2 separate regions of the Homo sapiens genome follow, and region 1 is linked to region 2. The links are chromatin loops, found by intact Hi-C in ENCODE. Cell type or tissue: spleen. All regions are shown on one strand. Each heading gives the region's core, and the rest is flanking DNA. Links, peaks and the distances in the headings are about the cores only. Region 1 overlaps LINC03007 (long intergenic non-protein coding RNA 3007). Region 2 overlaps LINC03007 (long intergenic non-protein coding RNA 3007).

What was found. A loop is a pair of places that touch in the nucleus more often than their neighbours do. Peaks named below come from ENCODE experiments on the same cell type or tissue, not always from the same donor. Only the 100,000 strongest peaks of a DNase experiment are listed, where the experiment ranks them.
Region 1: it touches region 2 in a loop (5-fold over the local background); 1 of 110 quality-filtered maps calls a loop at or near these places.

The regions. Positions count from the first base shown.
Region 1 is chr7:25,732,389-25,740,726 of GRCh38, reverse strand. All of the region lies in intron 1 of LINC03007 (long intergenic non-protein coding RNA 3007), which reads left to right. Among named protein-coding and RNA genes, the nearest start is that of LINC03007, 54 kb to the left of the region's middle. RefSeq lists enhancers at 6,561-7,071, 7,339-8,005. In spleen, for the core only: no CTCF peak of the experiment used is centred there; no DNase peak of the experiment used is centred there; H3K27me3 peaks cover 1,946 bases.
Region 2 is chr7:25,593,041-25,601,378 of GRCh38, reverse strand. It overlaps LINC03007 (long intergenic non-protein coding RNA 3007), which reads left to right. Exons shown (of 5, transcript NR_157808.1): 4 at 5,015-5,065; 5 at 6,663-8,078. Among named protein-coding and RNA genes, the nearest start is that of LINC03007, 190 kb to the left of the region's middle. In spleen, for the core only: no CTCF peak of the experiment used is centred there; no DNase peak of the experiment used is centred there; H3K27ac peaks cover 455 bases.

The sequences.
Region 1 (8,338 bases), core at 146-8,145, 140 kb before region 2:
CAGCCCCCAAAGTCAAGAATCAAGGAAAATATGGAACATAATACAATATGCCTTTTCGTTTGGTCTCTGTGCTGATTCACCCCACCTCCATGAGAATTTTCTCCTTTCTTTTTTGTTTTCATTTTTTGAAATGGAGTTTTGCTCTTGTTGTCCGGGCTAGAGTGCAGTGGCGTGATCTCGGCTCACTGCAACCTCCACCTCCTGGGTTCAAGTGATTCTCCTGTCGCAGTCTCCCAAGTAACTTGGATTACAGGCACTCGCCACCATGCCCAACTAATTTTTTTGTATTTAGTAGAGATGGGGTTTCACCATGTTAGTCAGGCTGGTCGCGAACTCCTGACCTCAGGTGATCCACCTGCCTTGGGCCCCCAAAGTGCTGGGATTACAGGTTTGCACCACCACGCCCAGCGCTGAATTTTCTCCTTTCATTCCTTTTGTCTGGGAAAGAACCAACTCAAAATCTCATCTGTTGCTGCATCAAATCCCCAATTCACACAAGCAGAGGGTGAAGAATAATAATGGCGCATAGCAGAAGAATTACCGAAATTTTACTGTGACTTCAGTTTATGCATAACTGGGTTCTCCAACTAGATGGCATCTGAGATGACCTTCTATGCTTCCTCTGTCCATATATCTTGATTTAGATTTCCAGACTTGGTGCAGCAGTGATCAAGCAGTGATGATTTATTCTAAATATCTCAATTTCAGAGTGTTTGCCCACCAATTCTCCTCCACATAATGTGTACCTAAAAACATAGACGAATTGCCCAACTCAGGCCAGTTTTTATCTCATGTAGAAAAAGAATTCCCTGCCGGGAGAATATGGTTATATTAACCTTCCTTGAGTGGTCATTTGCTCAGCCGTCCGGTTGAGGACTTGTTGGACCTTACAGACTGCTTCCCAGAAAGGAATACTTCTCAGCTTTAAAGAAATGGATGGTTTCTTCCTTTCTTGTTTATTTTAAGTGAGGCCTCGCTTTATCCTGCTCACTTCTTTCACTTAAAGAGAAAATCACCTTCATGTGGAATAACTTGCTTCTTTGCCAAATCTATCCAACAAAATAAGGAACCTTGGGAACGTACTAGTGGACCTATAGAATAGGGGCTCTAATTTATGAAAGATGGACTTACAGAGCAAAAAATGCATGTAGTAGAGGCCATTGACACTTGCACACAACCCTGATGTTTTAATTTATCTTCTGCAAACAAGAGAGATGTTTTTTCTTCTAGGTGAACATAAATACAGTAGTTGAATGCAGTCTAAACTGTGATGTCAAGCTGCAGAGCTCCTCCAGTGTTGCCAAACCCTTGTGCTTGTGCACACACATTTTATAAGGGGCACTCTCGTTGCTAAAGGAACTCAGGCCACTTTTGCGTGAATGCCCTGTGATTGGCAGGAATGCTGGCTGTTGTAAGTATCATATTGTTTGGCAGTGGAGAATATTTTTTATTGCTAGTTCAATAGCATTTCACAGTTATTAAACCAGAGTCATTGTTCCTGGGGGCTCCCAAAGGCTTAGAAACTTTGTGGCACAAAGGAGAAAAATACACAGGCACAAAACCTGTCAGTTATCCTCATTGTTCCTCATTGTTCTAATGCGGCTGTTATACGCTTGGCTTTTAAGGTATTTGGGGAGAAATGTTGAGAAAGTAGCTTTTCAAACATATTTATGGGCAACTTGTTTTCATAAATAAGAATTTGTGGGACCAAATTCAATCATAAATAGTATTTTGAATTTTTTAAAATTGGAAACTTTTATGGAATGATACACCTATATTATTACAACTGCACATCAAAGCACATTGATTAAAGATATGTTCACGGTATTAGCAGATATGGCCAAATATCCCATAAACTCCAAGATAAATGCCTGCCTGAAATCATTAATAGGGCCCAAGTAAAACGCTCTAAGAAGGAGATGAATGGGTGTGACTAGGGAGGGAGCACATATATTTCTCTACAAGTAAGAGCTCCCCCAGCTCATTTGGCAGATAATGAAAATATCCTGCAAGTGAGCGGGGTGGATGACCTTGTACAGCTGGCTGGTGTTAGTGACAATTGAGGACTTGCTGGGAGAAAAATGGCAGCCTAGTGGACAGTTTTCCCCTTCGATAAACCTCAGTTTTAGGATGAGGACAGAGTGCAGGGTGCTAGGCTGTTTCTGCAGGGCTAACAGGGGACCAGCACAGTGTACTCATATGGGTTGCCCGAAGTAGGAAACACTTAGGGTCTTTTGCAAACACTCAACTTTCTGGGAATTTGACTACTTTTTTTGTTACTTCTCCTGAGAGCACCAAGCCAGGTCCTGATGATTTTGCTCTCCTCAGCTGATTGCGTACTTTGTGTATTGCTTTCTTTTCCTTCTTCCGAGCAGTTTCTCAGGCCCCGAGGACCACACTGACACTCAAGTCAGTGGATGCACAATTAATCTTCTGCTGAAAGAAAAATGTATTCTTATTTCTTTTCAAGTGTGGCTGGCAATAACTGGGCGTGGGCAGGAACTTGTGTTTACCTGAACAGAAACAGAAGATGTACGACCTCTAAGCACTTCTGTGGCTTAGCTCTTCCACCAGTCTAGGGCTGAATTCTGAGATTCTTTTTCTTTTCTAGAATTGCAACTTTAGAGGAATATACCCCATGGGCGATATTGTGGCTGATGAGTTGATGGTGGTTGCGTTGGTCCTCATGTCTGGTCATGGTTTTCTCCTTCTCTTTGTAAAAGGGGAAATCTACCCCAAATTCTTGGATGTTTCCTCCATTTATACTTTCTTCTCCATGCCTGTCTTCTCCACCCCAATTCCTGTCATTTTGTTTTCCACCAAGGGAAGTTAAGGTTCCTTAACTGAAGATTTGGTAGGCTGACTTCTCCCTGTGATAACTGTGAGAAATCATTCTCTCCTGAAGGTGGAATAACTCTTCCTCACATCCATTATACACATGCTGTATAATTAATCTATACATTTCTAGTCCGTATCTTATCTTTTTTTCTCCAAACTCTCCTGCATCATTCAAAAGGAGTTTGCCAGTCTCTGCCTTCTGTTTTAATATTCAAAAATAGAGAAATCTTTAAGGTTACTTCTAGGCTGAATCAATTAAACTACTTTTTAATAAAGAACTTATTTGCTGGGGTTTTCTCATTAGCTATACAATCTCAGTTTTGCCAATGTCTAATCCCCTCTTCCTGTTTCTATATGCTCAAGGGGTATTTTGTGAACATTTTTGATTAAAATGGATTAGTATCTCATCTTAAAACAACAGCAACTGATAGGCATGGTGGCTCACGCCTGTAATCCCAACACTTTGGGAGGCTGAGGCAGGTGGATCATTTGAGGTCAGGAGTTCGAGACCAGCCTGGCCAACATGGTGAAACCCCGTCTCTACTAAAAATACAAAAACAAATAAAAAATTAACCAGTGGTAGTGGCTCATGCCTGTAATCCCAGCTACTCGGAAGGCTGAGGCAGGAGAATCATTTGAGCCTGGGAGGTGGAGGTTGCAATGAGCCAAGATTGCGCCACTGCACTCTAGTCTGGGCGACAGAGTGAGGCCCTGTCTCAAAAAACCAAACCAAAACAAACAAAGAAACAAACACAGCAACATCTTCTCGTTGAAAAAAATCTGGAAGGATATGAATCGAAATGGTAGCATGGTTTTTCTTTGGGGGATTTGGGTCATTTTCCCCCTTTTTAATACCTTTCTGTATAGTGCAAACTTGTACTTACACTCAGACAAAAAGAGGTATTTTACTAACACCCCTCTTTCACAAGCCATTCAGCATTGTGTTGATTTCTTAAGGAGTTATTTGTAAGGAGATTGTGCCTCCAAAGAGGATCTGAGGGTTGTCTTTTACTTACATTAGTGACTCACTTTGAGCAACTCATTGGGTTAAGGCCTCAGATTTTCTTGTGTGCAAAATCAGAATAACACCCACTTGCAGGAATTATTAGAAGCTAATGAGGATATGTGTAAAGTGGATACATGGATACATGTAAAGTGCTATCTATATAGGAGGAATAACAATAGTAATCATTTGCTCAGTGGGAATCAGTGAGCCAGACTTAGGCCAAGGAATCTAAGACAAGGGAATATCAAAGAAACACGATACAGGTATTTTACGTGTGTTAGCATGGACAGAGGAATCTTTTCTTGGAGACTTCAAGTTTGTGCAAGCATTTTAATATTCTTAATAGCAGCTTCTAGCACTGTTTTGTGAAGTGTGTGTGTGTGTGTGTGTGGGTGTGGGTGTATGTAGTGGCAACCAAAGTACCTCAAATGCAATATACAACATCAAATTACATGTAAAAGTAATTGTCATAGCACCCATACAACCTTACTAGCCGACTGGTTCATGGGTTTTAAAACACTGGTTTATGTGATGCCAGGTGTTTGCCACAGAAAGGTAAAATTACTAAAAACAGAAACAGAACACAGAAATAATAGTCTCTCACAGAACAGCCAGTGAACTCACTAGATAAAACAGCTATTCTGGGAACAGAAGCTGCAGTGGAGTTTTCCCACAGCACAGCAGTGGAGATGATGAAGTTCCTGCCTGGAAGCAGAAGCAGGTAGAAAAGAGAAGTGAGCATGGGAGGAGGGATACAGTCACGTGCTGCATAGCTGTGTTCCGGTCAACCACAGACCACACTTATGACAGTGTGCCGACAAAACTATAATGGAGCTGGAAAATTCCTATTGTCTAATGACATCATAGCTGCCATAAGGTCCTAGCACAAAATGCATTACCTTTTCTGGGTTTGGATATGTTTAGATACACAAATCCTTACTACTGTGTTACAATCGCCTACAGTATTCAGTACAGTAACATGCTCTACACGTTTGTAGCATGGGAGCAATAGGCTATAGCATATAGGTTGGGTGTGTGGTAGGCTCTACCATCTAGGTCTGTGTAAGTACACGCTATGATGTTCACACGATGATGAAATCGTCTAGCAATGCATTTCCCAGAAGATGTCCCTGTCATTAAGCCATGCCTCACTGTACCTTGAAAATCCCTGAACACACTGGACACCCCTGGGTCCTGGTGAAGATGCCCTGTCTGCTTGGATTTAGAACCATTTTCAACTCATCTCAAGTACCAGGAGGAGCTGCTCATCTTGTAGATCTGGGCTGTTCAGCAGTGAAGGGGTTACGTGTAAGGGTGATCAAAGATTTAAACTGTCATGTCGACAGTAAGCCGAGGAACAGGCTGTGCAGGGGCCTTAATAAATCTGCCCTTGACTTATGGCCGAACCTCATTCAGCAGAAAATTATTTCTGCAGCATATTGAATGCTCTGCTCTGATGGAGACAGAAATAAAAAGAAAGGTGGAAATGGGGAGAAGAGAATGGAAATTCAATCCACATGTGGTGGAGAGGACTCTTCAGTAAATTCTTTCTCAGATGAAATAAGAAACAGAATGTGTAGGACTCTTGGAATAGGGTACATTCCTTTGATTACTAAAATGTCTTAGGGGACGAAAACGGACAAGCAGTGATTCTCAGAAAAGATCGATCTGGAGGATGGGAGTGGGGAAGGAGGGGGCAAACCTCTCCCTTAGTGATTTAGACATGATTGCTCATTTATTTATTTGTTTAGTCAATCAGGCTTTATTGAATGTTTACCTACTGTGGCCATTGAGATGAGCAAGACATCTTAAGGAGTTTGCAGTGACTGAGTTAGAGCCACATGTTCACTGAGCATCTAAAATGTCAGGCACCAGCTCAGTGCAATACAGCACAACGCAGACACACCTCTGGAACCTTCTCTGAGTCAAATCTGAGACTCTGTAGTAGGGTTCCAGGTATCAGAGGAGGGTCAGCAACTTTTTCACAAGACATTTCCCCAATTCAGTATAAGGAATAGGGGCTTCATTAATTGGAAAGGTTGATTTGGGAAAAAAACCCAGTCCCTTTCTCAGATGATATGGGATTTAAATCTCTTATTGCTTTTCCTTAGGATATTTTAGAAAGAGAAGAAAGGGTTAAGATTGGGGGCTTCTGTATTTTTCAGTCCAGTTTATAAAAGTATGAAGGATCCTTCCAATCCCAGACCAGAGAAAATTTGAATTCAAGAGATAATTTAGGAGACAGAACTCCTTCTCTTTCCACCAGTTCTGAAACTATTGGGAAAAGCTCAAGAAAACGCAAGAAAATAATCCAAACATTTCCTCTTCTAAATAATTTATTCACTGTTTTTTTTTTTCTTCCTATACTTTCATTCCCAGAGCTGTAATGAGTTTTAGAAACACAAGGTGTCAGATATTGACTTTTTGTTGTTGTTGAGTTCTCTAAATTCATGACCCCTCTGGGCATTCTAGGCATAGATAATATATAATTCAAAGAAGAGAGCTGCAGCTTTCATCTTCTCTTTCTTGTAAGTTTTGGAGCTTTTTGTTCAAAGGGTGATCTGTTCTGCTGCAGTAGAACCAGCCCTGTTTCCAAAAGTTTTGGCAGAGGACATGGTGCCCTGTGGTACCTTAAGGCTTTGGGAGACTCTCCCTAACTGGGTTCCATGCTTCTGTGAGTTGGAAGTGTGGATTCGTCCTGTCCTGTCCAAGGTTGGCTCTGCTGTTGATCTGCACCAAAAACGAAGGAGAGAGAGCAAGATAGAACCAGCTAGCTGTCTTAGGGAAAGGGTTGAGGCAAAGGCCAAGGCCATGTGTGCAAATGAAGATTCTCATCTGCAAATGAGAGTGGTGGTTGGATGAATTGGGGTAAGGAAGTCCAGGGGTTAAACGGAGGAATTTTGCTGAAGATAATCTCTCAACCTTCAAGAAACAAAGAGACAATTAGCCCAGAGATGGCTCCACAAAGGACTGGATTACCAGTTCACAGAGCAGGGCTAACCACTCCAACATGAAGTATTCCAGAACGGTTTGTCTCTGAGTGGGTTGTGTGTCTGGGTGTCCTTGATGGGGAACCAATTCATAGATGCTTCTGTGACTTTTCTCTAGCTCTATCTCTTGAGATGTTGCTATCTCTCTTTCTGAGAAAGGAAAGTTGAACTCCGAGTTGCCTGAAGAGGACAGGGGCTGTGGTTATCTCCCCAGGTAAACCTTGGGAGAGCCTTGGGGTTTCAGAACTGAAGAGGTTGATGAAACTGACTATGGCCAAGAAGACTGACTACTACTAATCAGCTCCTCTCCTCATGTTAAATAATTAGTAATGTATTATTGAAATATATTATTCATAAGCTCAATTTAATATCTTTTTGTGCACACATATATATATTTAGTTTTTATTTTTCCTCTCTCCTTCCTTTATGTAGTTATTAACTATTTAACTATATAAATAAATTTCATCCTAACAGGGCATTCTGGCAAAGCATATAGTAATATAGATGCAGAGAACCTTGTGATTACTTATGTCACTCTGGGTAAAATATGTCATCACTCTATTCCTGGCTTTCCCCATTTGTACAAAAAGAGAACACACCTCTTTTACTTTTCTCAGTGTAAAGACTAAGACGATCTAGTGTGGTAGGAGTTACTAAGAAATTATTTTAGGCAGATAGAGAGGAAAAAAGGGGTCCTTGGAAGATTTTTCGCGGCTCTTGTCTAGCATGAAAGAGAATCCTGACTCTTAGACCCCAGCTGGCAACCTTTGATATGCAAATGCAAACCGTTAGAAACTGGATCCACCCAACATGGCCGGCTGGCAACCTTTAATATGCAAATGCAAGGCGTTAGAAACTGGGTCCACCCAACATGGCGATTCCCACCGTTGCCCTCTTACCCTTGCCCCCACATGTGCCTAGCAGCATGGTTGCCCCCACATATCCCCAGGTGTGTGGAACATCATGGCGCCCTACATTTGCATGTTAAAAGACTAGGGTGAGAGAGCCAGTTTTTTCACGGTCTACGTGAATGACATGCCTTGTCAAACCAATCCCCTGAGCCCCATGCAAATCAGACACCGCCTCCTCCAGCCATCGAATATAGCTAGTTGATAGCAGGGTTCCCTCTCAGCTTTGGAGCCCTCCCTCCCTCTGTCTCTGTACAGGGAAGCTTCTTCTTTCTTTCTTCCCCCTTCTTTCTTGTCTATTAAACTCTCTGCTCCTTAAAACTACTCCATGTGTGTCCGTTTCATTTTTTCTAATTCTACTCGAGATGAAGAACCTGGTGTTCTCCACTCATCAGAGCCCTGTCACTAGCTCCTCACCCCATCTCCACTAAGACTTGAAGTTCTTCGAGAAGCTTGTACAGAAGTAAAAATAAGGATGATTTTCTTTCATTTTAATGACCATCATTTGGCTACTTTCATTTAGAACTGGAAAAAAATCTGTAGATACTTGATGATTTCACGAATAGTTTAAGCATTATGATTTATTTGGATTCCTA
Region 2 (8,338 bases), core at 219-8,218:
AAGCTTGCTGCTTGTCTCCTTAACATATAGATGAAAATGAACATTTTAAAGAACATCTTACTGTTTTGTCCATAGGATGGCCAGTGCAATCCAAAGACTATACTTTCCATAAAGACTTTTGGCAGTGTAGATAAACTGAAGAAGGCACAGTGCTTTAGCATGCCATCTCTTCTCAAAATCTAAGGCCACCTTTCTTTTGAACACCATGCTGTCTTGCCTCCTGGCCCCCAGTCTTTTCACCCTTTTCCCTCTGAATTAGCTAAAGAAAATTCATGACACTTCTGGCTTCTAGAGGGATGGATAATTCCAACTCCATAGATAAAAATGCAGTAATGTGATCCATTTAAGAATGCAATCAATGTATGTTCATACAATGGGTCTGTGTTAGGAATATATTATTAAATGAATATTGTGCTATCGATAAGGGGTTTTATTAATTTACAAACTCAGAACTCCAGTATTTCTATCAGTAACATGAGTAAGAAAGTGATGAATCACTTACAATCAACCCTGATGGAGACAATGTTATCAAAGTCTATATTTGCCATGCATAAAATTTATTCATGCTTGACTTTAACTTCTGTTCTTAAAAGCTTTCCCTATATCCTAAAATAAAGGCATGGTTTTATTTGCAAGTGAACAGAAATTGTAGGAAATTGCAAAGCAACCTCTGAATAATGAACATCTTGCCAGGAAAATGTATCTGATCTCTGAGGAAAGGTGTTGGAAGAGATAGGAGACGGCAGGAGGATTGTCTCAAACACAAGTTTGAGTTCTTTTGACAACAATGTCTCCCTGTTTATGAAATATAGAGAATTCTGCTCAAGAAGCGAGGAAGTTTTGGAGACATAATCAGAAAGAGAGAAATGCAGACAAAGAAGTTGTAGAAACTAGCTCACTTCTCATCATGCTATTCTCAGAATTTTTCTCTTCATCTCGCACTAAAAACAACCCTGTGCAAAAGACAAACCTTTTCCAGATGTTTTGGTGAATTCACTTTTACTCTCCATGGACAATAATAACCAGTTTTTGTTTAAGGCTTTACAATTTAAAAAGCATGTACTTTTAATATTTATAATAATAACTTTTTTAATGTTTACAAGAATCCCTTAAAATTGCTCTTGTTTTTATTTACTATTATCATACTGACTTTTTCAAATAAGACAACTGAAATTCAGACTCTTTTTAATCATCCAAGTAGTAAGCAGTGGAAGAGGCACTTTAAAATACAAATTATTAAACTCCAAATTCTCTGCCTTTGTTCCTCCTTTTGGATGACAATAGGGTAAAATGAGACAAGCATGTTTTAATAAATAAATGTTTATTTGCTTTTTTTGAGTAAGAGCTTGGAGAAATCTAATATGTCATTTTGTGTATTCTTAAAAATCCCTTGCTTGAAGAATCTAATGACTTTTATGCCTATGGATTTATATATTATTTGCACCATTTTGAAATATTTAGGAAAGGAGAGAATATAATTATTTGCCATGAAAATAAACTAACACCATCAGGCCAGGAGTCGATGCCAACCAAAGCATCCTATTGTCCCATATGCTGTTGCTGGCATTGATGAAAGTTGAGGATTGGAAGAAGTGGAATCAGCCAGCCTCATGTAGATTTCAGCTGGAATCTGTGCTGTTCCTCCAGGGTGCACCAGGGGCCTTCCTCCTCCCCTCACTTTCTTTCATTCCCCACTCAGTAGCTTCAGAGGTTGACAAGAATTCAGCTCGGGCAGGCAAATGTTGGTTTATAACATGAACACTGACCATTTCTATCTTACAATTGAGAGAGGGGAAGCAAAGAGAAGTTGCCAGACATCTACAGTAAATCAAAAGAGGATGTTGGGATCTTTCCATGATGCCAAGTTCTTGCTACCAATGGCTTTTTCTCCTGAAGTAACTTTTAGCTAAATTTACAGATTTTCAGAGGAAAGAACCCCTGTAGCCATGTTTTCCCCCAAAGATCAGACTCCCTTTCCACCTCAGAATGGCTTCTCACAAATACAGTAGTTTTTCAACAACAGATGGGTCTAAGTTGAAAGAGACCTTGTCATTGGTCCAGTGGCATGAGGACTTCTTCAAATGCACATGTGGTTCTGATGGTCACGGAGGGACCACACGACGTTGATGAAATTCCTCTTTAATGGGCCAGCTCTTCATCAGCCCTGATGTTCAGGCGCCCTTGTTTAAGATGCAGGCCTCCAGCAAGACCAGCATGAGTGCCACAGAACTTTGTGGAGACTCGCTAATATAACAGGCCAGCATTTGGGAGAGGGTAGTGATTATGTGATTTCAATTTCATACCATCTGTCCCCAGATTTCTTTCACTACCAGGCTGGCCACTGGCTTTGGAGGACAGTCAAAATCCAGGGCTCTGGAATACTCTGTACGGAGTTCAAAGGAGCAGGCATCCCTGTGAACTCTAAGGCTGGTTGTTGCCATGGGGAAGTGGACCGAGATCGCTGGCTTCCAGCAAGATATGTACTTGAAAGTCCTAATGAAAGCGTGTTAAGCCCTCCAAAGCTGGCTATGTGTCTGAGAGCCTGGCCAAGAGATGTCAGATGGCTCCATGGGCAAGAGAGGACATAAGCAACTGAGGAAAAGGGAGGAAGAGACATGCTGACGTTCTTCTCAACAGGAACATTCTTTCTTCTTGGGTGTCCATCAGCCTCATCATTTATTATCAGACTGTAACCACCCTTCATCCTCTTTCTTCAGCAGGATTTCATCATTCCAATAAGAACCGAAATCATAAAGCAAAAACAAGAATAATATGGCTTTTGTTTTTGGCTAGAAGGTCAGAGTTTCTTCCTTTTTTTTTTTTTAAATGCTGGCCTATTTTATACAGGCTCTTGAATGATTATTTTCTTTTCTCCTAGGCAATCTGGATTAATTGATACAGTAAAAGGTCTGGAAGTCCTAAAATGTTAGGTCAATTCCTAACTCCGACACAAAGAAGCTAAACAACCTGCAAGAGAATATGTAAAAAAACCAACCACAATTTTCCTATCTGCAAAATAAAGGAGGGGTGCCACTGGGCAACATTTTAAAAACCTTGTGTTCCTTATGCTAATTATTCACCCTTTGGCATTCCAGATCATGCCTCTTGACATCAGTAGCTTGATTGCCAATGGGATGATGCTACTGGTTTCACTTTTAAATATGGGTTTCAAAAGTTTCAGTTTTCATAGTCTTCAGAGAAACAGAATATTGAATGTGGGAAAAAAAACCTCAGGCAGAAATCCAGATGTCAATCTCTCTCATTTCGCAACGAGGAAGCCGAGGCCCAGAGTGGTGAGTGACCTGCCCAAGGCCACAGTCAGAGTTAGAGCTGTGCCAGGCCCAGGACGCGGGGCTTTCCTTTTGATCAACATTACATTTCCTAAACCAGTTTGCCTTTTATATGCCTGCTTTCCATGATGATTTCTGGGGAAAGGATTTCTCATGACACGGATTTTTCATGGCTCTAGATGGGTGATTTGGGGCAACACAGAAGGGCGCCTTTTGATCTAGCTGCTTCCGCATCAAGTACAACACTCCTTCCTCGATGGCAGAATGGCTGGCCTCTCCTATCAGTCGCTGAAGTCTTAGAAGACATGAAAATAAACAAAGCCTGACAACTCCGTTCCCTGTGTTACGACCTGTTCACCTCCCCTGCCACTTCCAACTTGACTTCTCCCTGAGTAGCCCCCATGTTATTTAAGAAAGCAGGGCTTGCAGAAGTCCGGCAGTGCCGAGGCTGCCAGAAGGAACACTTGCGTGGTAGGCGCATGTGGGTCTGAGCTCTTTAAACTCTGGGTCACGACTGGCATAGAAGGGGCTCCTGCTGCTCTTCAAATCGCTCTTGGTCTTGAAACTTCCTTCCAATGGTTCCCTCCCTTATGTTTAACCACTTGATGCCCTGGAATTACCGAGGGTCTCACTCTGATAAATATTATTTTTTGAAGCCCTCAGGAGTCTACTTTATTCTGGAATGTTCCAATAGGCAGCTTTAACAAAAATATGGGTGACTTCTTGAAAAAAGAGTAAGCCCAACTTAAAGTTGACTGTGAATGACAATAGCAATCTGACCTCCAATTCATTAAAAAATACCCATATGTTCACAGAAGGTTGTTTCATAATAGCTGCAAAGTGGAAGTGACCCAGATGAATGTCTATCAGTGGATGCCTGGGTGAACAAAATATGGTATATCTACACAGTGGAATATTACTTACAATGAAAAAAGTATTGCTCCTTGCTACATGAACACATCTCAAAGTTATGCAAAGTAAAAAAGATCAGATCACATATTGTATGATTCCATGTATATAAAATGTCCAGAAAAGGCAAATCTATAGAGACAGAAAAATTAGTGACTGCCATGGGCCAGAGGTGGGAAGAGGGAATGACTACAAATGGGCATGAGGTTTATTTTGGGGGTGATGGAATTGCTCTAAAATTAGATTGCAGTGATGGTTTCACAACTCTGAATATTTATGAAAAAAATCATTGAGTTTTGACTTCAAAAGAGTGAGTTTTATGATACGTAAATAATACCTCCATAAAGCTGTGCAAATGAACAACCATGCAGCAGACGCACCAGCTCCTAGCAGGAAGGAGATCTTTGGAGTGGAGGGATGCCTGATGTGGCTGGGCCAACAGACGAATTCAGCCACACAGTTTCCCTCACCCTGACTGCTCCTCACGAAAGGCGACCTGTAAGTCCGGGCAGGAGCCCTTGACATGATGCAACGATTTATTAAATAGGCAGGCTGCCCTTACGAGGTGAAGTCTGACAAAGCCTCAGTTCAGGGACATCTGCATTCAAAGTGAAAAACCGATGGCAGCCGCAATGATTTAGATCTGCAATTAAGACATTTAAAGTGTTTAGGGCTGACAAGGAGTTAAAGTAAATGTTGATTCAGTTGTAAAGTCTTCAAAGATTTAGGCTTGCAAAAGGGCCTTGCACAACTGTAGGATTTTATTTATTTATGCATTGTTATTGACTTTAAAATATTGTTTTTTCTCCCCCCAGAGAACTTTTCCAACCAGCAGTGGGGCCCTTAGCAGGGGAGACTGGAAACAGGTTTGAATAATGCGTTCAAGATAATTTTCAAAAAATCACCATTTAACGAGTACCATATTCCCTCCAATTTTCCCTTACATGTGATTCACCATTTTGAAAATACTGATGTATAAAGAATGCATTGAATGTGGCAAAAGTTGAAGATAGCCCCTGTGGATAAGGCCTAATGGACACCATCCTGAAATAATACATACAGCTCAATCCCCAGACATGTGTCTTTAATTTAAAATAATTCAGCAATCATGTTCAACCAGAACCTGATTACACAAAATGGGACTTTTTAACTCCCAGTCTTGGATCAAATTTTGAGGCTACAAAAAAGCAGGGGGTGGCAAAGAGAATATGTGCCATGTTTATATATTCCAGATATGGTGATTAAATGATCCATACCACGGGCTGGGCACCGTGGCTCACGCCTGTAATCCCAGCACTTAGGGAGGCTGAAGCAGGTGGATCACCTGAGGTCAGAAGTTCGAGACCAGCCTGACCAACATGGAGAAATCCCATCTCTACTAAAAATACAAAATTAGCCGGGCATGGTGGTGCATGCCTGTAATCCCAGCTACTCAGGAGGCTGAGGCAGGAGAATTGCTTGAACCCAGGAGGTGGAGGTTGCGGTGAGTCAAGATTGTGCCATTGCACTCCAGCCTGGGCAACAAGAGCAAAACTCGGTCTCAAAAAAAAAAAAAAGAAAAGAAAAAAGAAAACAAAGATCCACACACAAATTTAACTGTTTCTTTGAACTTATCAAGGCACCTAGTGCCATTTTCTACCTGTAAATATTTACCTTCCTTTAAGAGAACTTGAGTGGAAGTCCTGACTGGGATGCAAAAGAAAAAAAAATGCTGAACATAAATTGAACCCTTGTCAGAATATTATGGCTTTCAAACCACTGAACTATAGTCTTATTCTCTACTTTCTCAGAGGCTCAGGAGGGAAGGAGGCTGAACAGAATTAGCTCTCTTGGGATAGCACAGGGGACGCAGTACAGGGCCCAGAAGATGGTATCTACTGTAGTTCTTGCAAGTGCTTGGCTTCCCTTTTATCTTTTATTTTGTTGCTGGCTGCTGCCTTCCCTTCTCAGCTATGAAGACGTGGGTCCCCTTCCATACAGGAAGTAGAGCCCCTGCCTGTATTGTGATTTCTGAGATGTGAGGAGGTCTCCAATCCTTCTTCTTGATAGGATCCCCAGTACTGGAAGTGCCACCATTATTAAGTACTTATTTCTTCAAATCCTCATGATCAGAAGTAGTGGATATAGTGTTTGGTGAATCCCAAGCAACAGTCTCTAGGGATAAGATTCCAGCTAAAACACAAAACACCCAGTTCAATTTGAGTTTCAAATAAACTACAAACATTGACTGCATCACTAGAAGAAGAATGATGAGTCAGTTAATTTTACTCAACAAATGTTATAAAGGCTCGCCCCCCAAGATGGGAGGCTCTAAAAATTAGGCACCATAAACGTGGATATACTAGAAATAAAGCTTTGTGTTGGTATGCTTTGTTTTAAAATAAATGGACATATTTAGAATGGATGGTTTTCTTTTCATGTTGATAATGTTTCTGCTTTTCCTTTTGTTCCTTTTGTTTACAGATCCTTTATATATTGAAAGAAGAAAGTAGAACCATTTCTGGGTCCCAGCTGTGGGAAGAGCTCCTGTGGCTGTGAATTCTGACTTCTGGGTCTTGGCACAAGGTGTGGCCAGCAAGCTAAGCTGTCCTGAGGGTGTGCAGGGCCAGGGGCTGAAGACAGTGTTGGAGCATCCACAGACTGGTTTGTCTCAAGAAGCATGTTACTAAATATGAAATAGCAAAATCTGCAAGTGGGTTTACTTTTCCCCCATAGATTAGAATGGATTCAATATTATCTCTTTATTAGCGTCACTTTTAATCACTTGTATAACAAGTAGGACAGAAAGGTGGCTTGAAAGTCAATCATGTGAGAATTCCAGATAAATTGACTTTGCTCACAACAATCTGTTATTCATGTGACTATCAACTGTCATGTGTGCTGGGGCAAAAAAAGAAGATAAGGATTCACTGGTATCAGATAGTTCCAGGAGGGGAAACCCAGGATTGAACTTTTTCAGCCTTCTATGGTAAAATTTCCTGCTCTGTCGGTGCGCCAAAGCTTTTTTCAGTTTCCTAAACTCCCATATTCAAGAAGATAAGCTATTTTCTCTTCTTTCTCATCCTTCCTTGACAAAGCAAAGCATATTTTCATTGTCTACTCTGTGTCATCCATGCTTGGTTCCTGTCCTCAAAGAGCTTATAGTTCAAATAAAGGAGAGGGAGCATTTTACAAGGGAATTAAAGGTAAAAGATTCTGAAAGCCAGTTTAAAAAGTCGTGAGGGAGGGGTCTGGGAGAAGCTGAGCAGGGGTGAAAGGGTACGAAACATTATGGAAGGAGAACAGGGGAGCACCCTGACTACTGGGTGGAAACACCAATCAGTGGGTAGAAACCACACAGTGGTAACACTGATCAGTGGGTAGAAAACAATGACAGCAGGTATATGAGGCATGGAACACTTGGCTTATTGTAAAGTTTTCAAAATATGCAGTCCTTTCTATCCACCAGGGGTTGGGAGTTGTCTTTGTATATCAACCGTGGAAGGGCTGTTTTGGTTCATCATTCTGTGGTCTACCTGGGTAGACCTGATGCAGCCGTGTTTCTGAGGAAAGGAAGAACAGCTTTTGTTTTGTGATATGTAATGGTAGATGTAGTGCCATGGAATGATGCAGATTTCATTCAGATATTCTTGGATCTTGGCCCCAGGACTCACTCATTCTTCCCTATATGAGCATTGGTAGTTACAGGTTTTATCCTTCCTTTAATTGTAAGTCTTTTGAAGCCAAAAACTGTATCCAATTTGTCACTGTCTCCTAACAGTACTTAGCAGTGTCTGATGCATCATAGGGAGTTTGTAAATGTTTGGATAAATAAAGGGAAAACAAAAACAACCACAAAAAAACCTTTATTTTGCTTTAATAAAAATATTTTAACTAGTTTCCACTGGCATATATATCCACATGGTAGATATATTCTAAGAAACAGTCTCTTCAAATGATGGCTTCAATAATGGATGAAAAATAAATTTCCTAATGAATTATTTTACAGAAAGCACCACACACACACCCCCAACATCAATAAAAAATTCATTTGTGATTTTAAGAACTATAGGATAATAATAGGTAATCCATGTGAAGTTATGACAGCTTGTAAGGCCAGGGAGGGCACGAGGAGATGAAACACACAGATCATCTTCAAA